3 separate regions of the Homo sapiens genome follow, and regions 1 and 2 are each linked to region 3. The links are chromatin contacts, found by Hi-C in ENCODE. All regions are on one chromosome and are shown on one strand. The core of a region is the stretch at or near the end of the contact, and the rest is flanking DNA. Distances in the headings are between cores, read along the strand shown. Region 1 overlaps KLHL6 (kelch like family member 6). Region 2 overlaps KLHL6 (kelch like family member 6). Region 3 has its middle 72 kb from the start of LINC02031.

The links. Hi-C counts contacts between places; a loop is a spot of excess contacts on that map. Pooled maps may share reads with other maps.
Region 1: a loop to region 3 is called in a pooled map, with 2.4 times the contacts of the local background. The contact joins two enhancer-like sites. A Hi-C loop is called at or near these places in 2 of 37 single-sample maps with no recorded cell type and 3 of 50 pooled maps.
Region 2: a pooled map shows a loop between it and region 3 (2.4-fold over the local background). The contact joins two enhancer-like sites. A Hi-C loop is called at or near these places in 2 of 37 single-sample maps with no recorded cell type and 2 of 50 pooled maps.

The regions. Positions count from the first base shown.
Region 1 is chr3:183,536,356-183,539,055 of GRCh38, reverse strand. All of the region lies in intron 1 of KLHL6 (kelch like family member 6), which reads left to right. Among named protein-coding and RNA genes, the nearest start is that of KLHL6-AS1, 11 kb to the left of the region's middle. Within about 2 kb of position 1,421, at least 10 of the 41 ENCODE cell types and tissues checked have a DNase peak (open chromatin) inside an H3K27ac peak, as active enhancers do.
Region 2 is chr3:183,514,842-183,517,541 of GRCh38, reverse strand. All of the region lies in intron 2 of KLHL6 (kelch like family member 6), which reads left to right. Among named protein-coding and RNA genes, the nearest start is that of KLHL6-AS1, 33 kb to the left of the region's middle. RefSeq lists an enhancer at 933-1,212. Within about 2 kb of position 1,266, at least 8 of the 41 ENCODE cell types and tissues checked have a DNase peak (open chromatin) inside an H3K27ac peak, as active enhancers do.
Region 3 is chr3:182,714,905-182,717,604 of GRCh38, reverse strand. No RefSeq gene overlaps it. Among named protein-coding and RNA genes, the nearest start is that of LINC02031, 72 kb to the right of the region's middle. RefSeq lists a cis regulatory region at 2,338-2,427. Within about 2 kb of position 1,309, at least 2 of the 41 ENCODE cell types and tissues checked have a DNase peak (open chromatin) inside an H3K27ac peak, as active enhancers do.

The sequences.
Region 1 (2,700 bases), core at 172-2,671, 820 kb before region 3:
AAATACATACCTCCAGCCCTACTGCTAGAGATTTGGCTTTAGTAAGTCTAAGGTAGGTGGGGTACAGGATTCTGTATTCTGAATAAGCAACCCAAGGTTCTGATGCAGCTGGTTCAGGGAACACATTTTGAGATCCACCTCTTGAGGCTGGAGTATCTGAGGCCAAGGATGTAAGCAGGACTCCAGTATTGAGACAGGATCCATATGATAAAACTTAGGGGACAGCTTGAGCTCAGAAACAGGGCAGAGCTGAATGTTTAAGTGCTTCCCTTGGTTAGTATTGGCTCAGGTTTTGGTGCCTTGAACTAAGAAGTGCTGGGGACCATAGAGAGAGATGCCATGTCATGCTAGGTCACACTTGCATCTGCTGACTCCCTGCTTTCTTTGCAATGGAACCCCCTTTGATTGACTTCATTGTGTTTATATCCAATAATCCTTTCTTAACAATAGTGTTCATTGTGTAGTACATGCTGACTAGTTTAAAAAACTTTTAAACTGATTGTATACATATGGACATTGTATTCTTAAGTAGAATTTAACTCATTTTGCAACTGATGTTAAAGCCACCGCCACACAGAATATCTCAGTGAAACAGGGGAGTTCGTTCCTGGTATAAACGGGGAATGGTGAAGAAATAAGAGGAAGGACAGAACAGGGGGCAGACAGGTGGAGCCGGTGTAGGAGTGAGATAGTGGGAGTGATAGGTGTGGGTATTTGTTTATAGGGTTAGAATTAGGGTTACAGGAGGCAGGGAGTTCAGAGGTGTGGAGTTCTAGGGAAGGGGTCAGCTATAATGGAGTCGGGCTGGGTGAAATATTCTGAGTTGGTGAAGTTTAGGAACTACAGGAGCTTGTAGAGCTCATTGAAGTAGTGCAGGTACGTTGAATGTTCGAGTGTCCTCTTCAAGCTCTAGGCCCTGGACTCGGGAGTGTGATAGGAGTTCCCTAGTGGCGGTGGAGGGCCTCATCCTCCAGATATATTTGATAATTCTTGGAGGTACAGATTCCTGTCAAAAGCAAGTGCAAAGGGACTAGGAAGGACAAGTTGGTTGATTCATTCATTCACTCACTTTCCCTAGGGACCGTCCCTACTTGGTGGTGGCACTGCTCTGGCCCCTAGATACAGTGCTGAGCATGGCACACCCTCACTCAGCTGGCATTCTAGTGGGGTGACAATAATTAACAAATAGATAGGTAATCTAATTTCAGGATGTGCAGAGCTATGAAGAAAAATAAAGGAAGCGAAGAGGTGAGGGAGTGGCGATTTTAGATTAGGGGGAGTGTCGGGGAGAGCCTCTCTGAGAAGGCGATGTTTGGCAGAGACCTGAGGTGAGGAAGCCTGGTGGAGAATGGAGAGGCGTGTGGCCAGGCAGTGTTTGTGGCATGGCCTGACTTCATGCTGGGAGATTCTTGGGCCTGTGGATATTTTCATGACTGTTGTGGGAGACAAGCTTGCTGGGTCAGGCTCTATTTTGGGGTGGGCACTGACTCACCGCCCAAGTGTTGGGCAACTGGTATGCTGCTGTGAGATTGTTTCTGCTGTAAAATGAGGATCTTCCTAGCTACCTCTGTTTTACAACAATCTCATGAGAATTGGTCAGTGTCTTTCTAGAAAGTGTTTTTATTACACAATATCTTGCATGTATGCCACAGGATAAGTTGTCAGCAACCAACTCAGCTGTGTTCTCAGAGAGCAAAGTTTGGGCTGGTCCATTGAGCGCTGACACTGAGTTGATCCCCCGCAAAAGGCCTTGAACTCCTGCTGATTTTCTTGGTTTTCGTGCACTGCTGAGCTCCTGATTCAGAGCCTGAAGCCCTAGGTTCTGATTCCTACTCTATTGCTGACAACCCATGGGGACCAAGCTTTGTCTGAGTGTGTCCATGGATCTCCCAGAGGAGCAGCAGGAGGCCTGGGAGTATAGTCTATGAGGAATATGCAGATTTCCCCTTAGTTTCATCTTACCCATGTTCAGCATGGTGGCCATGGCCAGGGTAGTGTATTTAAGTGGCAGAAAATTCATGAAAATATTTCAAAGGGAGCAGAGAAATGCTGGGCCTTGGGGAGTCAAAGCTGGTTAAAAAGACCCCTGGAGAGAAGGACACTGTCTTGAGGGCACTTTCTTTCTCTCCCACGAACTGAGCTGAGATGTTTAGGCCGATTCGTGCACAGCGCTGGCCCTATGCTTGCTCTGGATGCATGGTCGACAGCAATGCAGCAAGTCAGACACGCAGTTACCTGATACGCACCCGGCCAAATGCTGAAGAGATAAGGGTTGTGAGTCAGTGTGGTGCTTGGTCCACTTACCCCTAAGTGTCTCCTACCAACCTTCCAAGATTCCTCTGATTTGGTCCAAAATACTTTCCCTGATTGAGTGCTGACGAGGTGCCAGGTATCGTGCTAACGCCTTGGTGTACTTCATCTTGCTTATTCTTCTGTGCAGCTCACTGAGGTGGGGACTATTATACCATTTTACAGATGAGGAAGCTGAGGTTCACTCACTTGCACTAAGTCACACAATGAGTGAGCATCAGAGGTCAGACTAGACACCAGTCCCTCCTCTGCCTGCCAACAGCCAGGTGGCTGCTCTTTTTCCCCTGCCCTCCCCAGGCTCCCGGAAGTCCCTTGGCTTGTGCACATGCAAACTCACACATACACAAAGCCAGATGTGCTGGAGAATTTACCTACTCCTGGATGGCCTGT
Region 2 (2,700 bases), core at 17-2,516, 800 kb before region 3:
TTCCTTCCTTTTCTGCCCACTCCATGAGGCTTCCAGGAACCAGCAGGTTTCTCAGCCAAGTCTAGAGCAAGGACTGAAAGGAGTGGCTAGAGGGAGCAGAGAATGCCCCTCCTGGGGGACTGTGAGACATACTGCCACGGGAACGGAGCTGGAGCATCGCCCGGGAGAGGGGAAGAGAGGTGAGGATGGAAGATTAGAATCAATGGTAATTCACAAATTTTTAGCATGAAGACCCCTTTTAAACACCAACACAGACCTCACAGGAGAGGAACTTTACTTTTAGTGTCTATTGCTGGAGAAGAAAAGTTTTGACAAAAAATTTACAATTGTCTGGGCACAGTGGCTCACACCTATAATCCCAGCACTTTGGGAAGCCAAGGCAGGCAGATCACTTGAAGCCAGGAGTTCGAGACCAGCCTGGCCAACATGGCAAAACCCTGTGTCTACTAAAAATATTATATAAAAATTAGCTGGGTGTGGTGGTGCGAGCCTGTAATCCCAGCTACTCGGGAGGCTGAGGCACAAGAATCACTTGAACCCGGGAGGTGAAGGTTGCATTGAGTTGAGATCACACCATGCACTCCAGCCTGGGTGACAGCATGAGACTCTGTCTCAAAAAACAACAACAAAAATTACAATGAATTCAGAAATACTTTGAAATAAATTTAAATGTTATTAATCTCATCACACCTTCACACATGCTGATTTGTCGGAGCTGAAGGTAAGAATATCAATGTCTTTATAGACCCTTTGCAATAACGCCAAAGCCACTTGGACACCATGATCAACAGAATTGCTGATGTGGACTAAAATAGGACTTCAGTGATTCTGAAGTGGATTTGAAGGCACCTTGAGGGAGACATGGAGTCACATGGGTGAAGTCCCCTAGGACCTCAGATTTTGGAGAACGTCATGGGGAAGCAGAGGAGGGGCAGTGGAGATGAGGAACAGGCAGTGCTTTCTCTTGGAGGCAGACACTTCTTGTGGGAACTGCAGCCACGTCTCAAGTGGTTTCTTTGATTGTATTTTTAGTCTCCTCATTTGAGAGTCAGGTGGCTGGCTGCAACCTTTTGCTCACATGTCCCCCCAAACAGGAAGCTGGCTGTCTTTTGCCATTATCTGTCATCTCTCAGCTCTGACAAACAAGTTCATGTGTCATCGGGACAGGCCGAGACAGAAAATTTACCTTGAAGTCTTGAATAATCTTGAATGTGAAGAAGCAAAAGCATATTTAAAAGAAACCCATTTCTGGTTCCCATGATTGCCCTGCGCATCATCAGTTTCCCAGCCATTGGTTGGGATCATGTGATGTTGCCCTACACCCCTCACACTAAAAGTGTTTATTGAAGTATATTTTGGAGGAACTTAGGCAACTTGGAGATCCCCCACCTGCCTCTGTCCTCATAAAGCCTCTTCAGACTCTCCTGGCATTTTGTTAGCTCAACAATGCAACAAGTTACAAAGGCACCACGATGCTGACTGGAGCATCAACTGTACTGCCTCCTAGCAGTGTGAACTTGCATCGCTCTTTGAATTCTCTATTTGCTCCTTTATACAAATGCTAATTCTAACACCTTCCCTTTTTTACCTGTTAAATAAAATACACTTGTTAAAAAATAAAATTTATTTGTTAAGTGAAATAATGACTGGGAATGTGTCTAGCACAGATCTTGGTGCATACTAAGTGATAAATATGTCCTTCCTCTGTCCCTCTTTCTCTTCTTTTTCCAGACTTTCTGCTAGATGCTGCTAGAAATAAATACCCAAGTATGACCTAGAAGCTGCTTTGAGATGCTTGTCTCAACTGACCTTAGTACTCTGGGTGCTCCACAAAAGGGGAAAGCAAGGTGCCCAGTGGAGCACAGAGGAGGGAGGGATTCCATGTTGGGGAATAGGAGAAGCCGTCAAGGAAGAAGTAGCTTTTAAGAATGAACTTCATGAATAGGTAGGATTTCTCTACAATTCTTCTTTTCCTTTTTATTTTTAGTTTTTTAGAGACAGAGTCTTGCTCCGTCACCCAGGCTAGAGTACAGTGGTGTGATCATGGCTCACTGCAAACTTGAACTCCCAGGCTCAAGCAATCCTCCCTCCTCAGCTTCCCAAGTAGCTGGGACTATAGGCATGCAACACCACAACAGGCTAATTTTTACATTTTTTGTAAAGACGAGGTCTCACTATGTTGCTCAGGCTGGTCTTGAAATCCTGGGCTCAATTGATTCTCCTACCTTGGCCTCCCAAAGTGCTGGGATTATAAGCTTAAGCCATTGTGCCCAGCCCTTAAACAATTATTGACCCAGAATTTTAAATGTCCAGAGGTGGGGTTCCAAGCACCGTCTAGTCAAGACTCTGGCTCTCTTCCTCTCTGGATCTTTTGACTTAGCTCTCTCTCTTGTGTTGGTTTTGTACTTAGGTGGAAGGATACCAGGGAGTAACTCACCTGTCCCCTGCCAACTAAGTTCCCAGAAAAATGCCACATGTGCAAATGTTCACATACTATTGTAGGGGTTCACAGACTTTCTGGATCGATCCATTGATCCCAGATGTAATAACTCTGAATCAAGAAAATAGCCCTGGCCGGGCATGGTGGCTCATGCCTGTAATCCCAGCACTTTGGGAGGCCGAGGTGGGCAGATCACTTGAGGTTAGGAGTTCGAGACCAGAATGGCCAACATGGTGAAACCCCATCTGTACTAAAATACA
Region 3 (2,700 bases), core at 60-2,559:
GAAAACTAGTTATAAGTATTCTTAAATTACAACAATATAGTTTGCATCAATGCAACAAGAATCCATTTTCTTTTGCAACAGGACACAATTGGAAAAACTGGTTGTTTTACCAAGGCTTTGACTGGAAGGGTGTGTTCCCCTTTAAGGAGTCAGGCTTGACTTGTAAAGCCAATAAAAAGCACCTTAGGAAACTGGCCTCATACCTAGACTACAGCTTCTCAGTACAGGGCTCCTAGCCTGCGGTGAGTAAAGAATGTCACTTTCTAACAGGCCTAGAAACCCCATGCACCTGGAACCTCAAGAAGAAAGAAGTTTACCCAATTCGCATGTATTTAAAGGTTTCAACCCATTCCTGGGCTTGGCTTTAAAAGGTCCTATCTGAGATTCCTTATGGAAAAAGTTTCCATCAAAGCTGATCTAAAAGATGGTTATTCTTGCTGGACTTTATGCAAATAATCAGACCAAGTTTAAAACTAAAGTCTGTTTTGCAAACAGCTCAGTCCTACCATAAGTTGTTTTTAACAAAAATGAGGACTAAAGAGAGAAAAATTATGTTTTAAAACTTATACATCTGTCATTGGCTTGTAGTCTCATTAATTGTTTTTAAGTTCTTGCCTACATTTTAAACTAACCCTGTTTATTTCTGTCAATCTCTGGCTGCAGCTCAAAGGAAACAAAAAAGCATGGGTAATGTAAAAATCTGGAAACATGTTCTAGTTCTGGGCAATTATCCTACAAATACTGACAGGTAACCTATAACCCCAAGGTTTCCTTTTTTTCAGGGAAGGTGAGACCAAGGAAGCTAAACAAAGCCAAGCCCCATACACCCACTTACAATAGCACAATCCATTTAAATGGCTTGCAGGTATCAAACAAACTCAGTAGTCATGGTTATGGCCTATTGTGCCCCCATTAATAATGGCAGTCTTAATACTCACAGTTGAACCCTATATTCTAAGCCCCCTTGTAAACTTTATCTCTTCTCACCTAGAAACCACCAAGCTTCAAATGGTGCTTTAAATAAAGCTGAAAATGAAACCTCCCTTCTACCAGGAACCCTTAAATCAACCCCAGGAGGAGCCCTAGCTGCTGTTCCCCACACAATGCCCCTCTCCAGCAGGAAGTAGCCAGAAGAAGTCATCACCCAATTCCCCCTAACGGCAGTTAGGGATTCCATTTCAGAGGGGGGAAATATGTTATAGGAGGCAGAGAGAAATTATTTAGGTGAGTCCCTGGCAGAAAACTTTCCTTTTAACAAAAAGCAGCTCAGACATAGCTCCCTTTCTAATCTCATGCAGTTCAAAAAGTCACTTCTCTTCTAACAACAAGCAGCCTGAAAGAGCAAACAGTAAAACACAGATAAGACAGCTCCCACACAGAAGGAGCTGGGGAAAATCTCCTGGGTAATCACCAAACTTCACACCTATACAGTGGGTCTCAGTGAAACAGTGGGCCTTAATAAGCACATTCCTTTCCCTTTTAGGTGTACTAAGATAGGGAAGCTAAAAGCAGACTTGAGCCTGTAATCCCAGCACTTTGGGAGGCCGAGGTGGGCGGATCACTAGGTCAGGAGATCGAGACCATCCTGGCTAACACGGGTGCTTTCTGTATGTCAAGTGCCACACTATTAATTCTTTTTTTTTTTTTTTGAGACAGAGTTTTGCTCTTGTTGCCCAGGCTGGAGTGCAATGGCACGATCTCGGCTCACCACAATCTCCGCCTCCCAGGTTCAAGCGATTCTCCTGCCTCAGCCTCCTGAGTAGCTGGGATTACAGTCATGCACCACCATGCCTGGCTAATTTTGTATTTTTATTAGAGATGGGGTTTCTCCATGTTGGTCAGGCTGGTCTTGAACTCCCCACCTCAGGTGATCCGCCCACATCAGCCTCTCAAAGTGCTGGGATTACAGGTGTGAGCCACTGTGCCTGGCCTCACACTATTAATTCTTTTAATTTACTTACCCATCTTGTGAGATAGGTACTACTTTATTACCATTGTAGTTCCTGTTTTACAGAGGAGGATAGTAGACACACTAAGATAAAGTTATTTGTGAAGCTAACCACACACCTAGTAAGTGGCAGAGCTAGGGTTTGAACCCATGCCATCTGCCTTTGGAGATTCTAAGATGATAGACCCTCACTTTGGTATGACTTCCATCTGTGAAAGCCCCTCCTACAAAACCCCTCACTGCCACTCCATCCTAAAATCTAGATGGAGTCTCGGACTGACCACAAACTAGTTCACTTTTTCTCTTATTCCTTCCTCACAACTTAGACACTCAATGATCTTGTAGTTGCCAAAGACTAGGACTTTTTCAGTCTTTTTCTCACCACCTAATCTAAAGAGACACCTGTGGTCAGTTGGACCTTGTGGCTAACTCGCTGGAGAAATTGCAGTTGAAGTTGAAGGGCTACTCTTAACCTTCACATTTATCTTGCCCTGTTGATATCCACAGCACTAGGCATGGTATGTTCTTTGGAACACATGCCCAGTGAGTCCCAAAGTCACAAGGTTATTTGATTTATTTTATTAGCATGAGCTTGCTTATTGGCCCATTTTTAAATGCAATGTATTATGTACAGTTCAATGTACTATGGACAGGACTGCTTAAGTTAATTTGAACTAAATGTATAAAAATGTTAATGGTTAAACACTTTTTCCTTTTGAAAACAATTTTTAAAAATTTTAATTGTGGTAAAA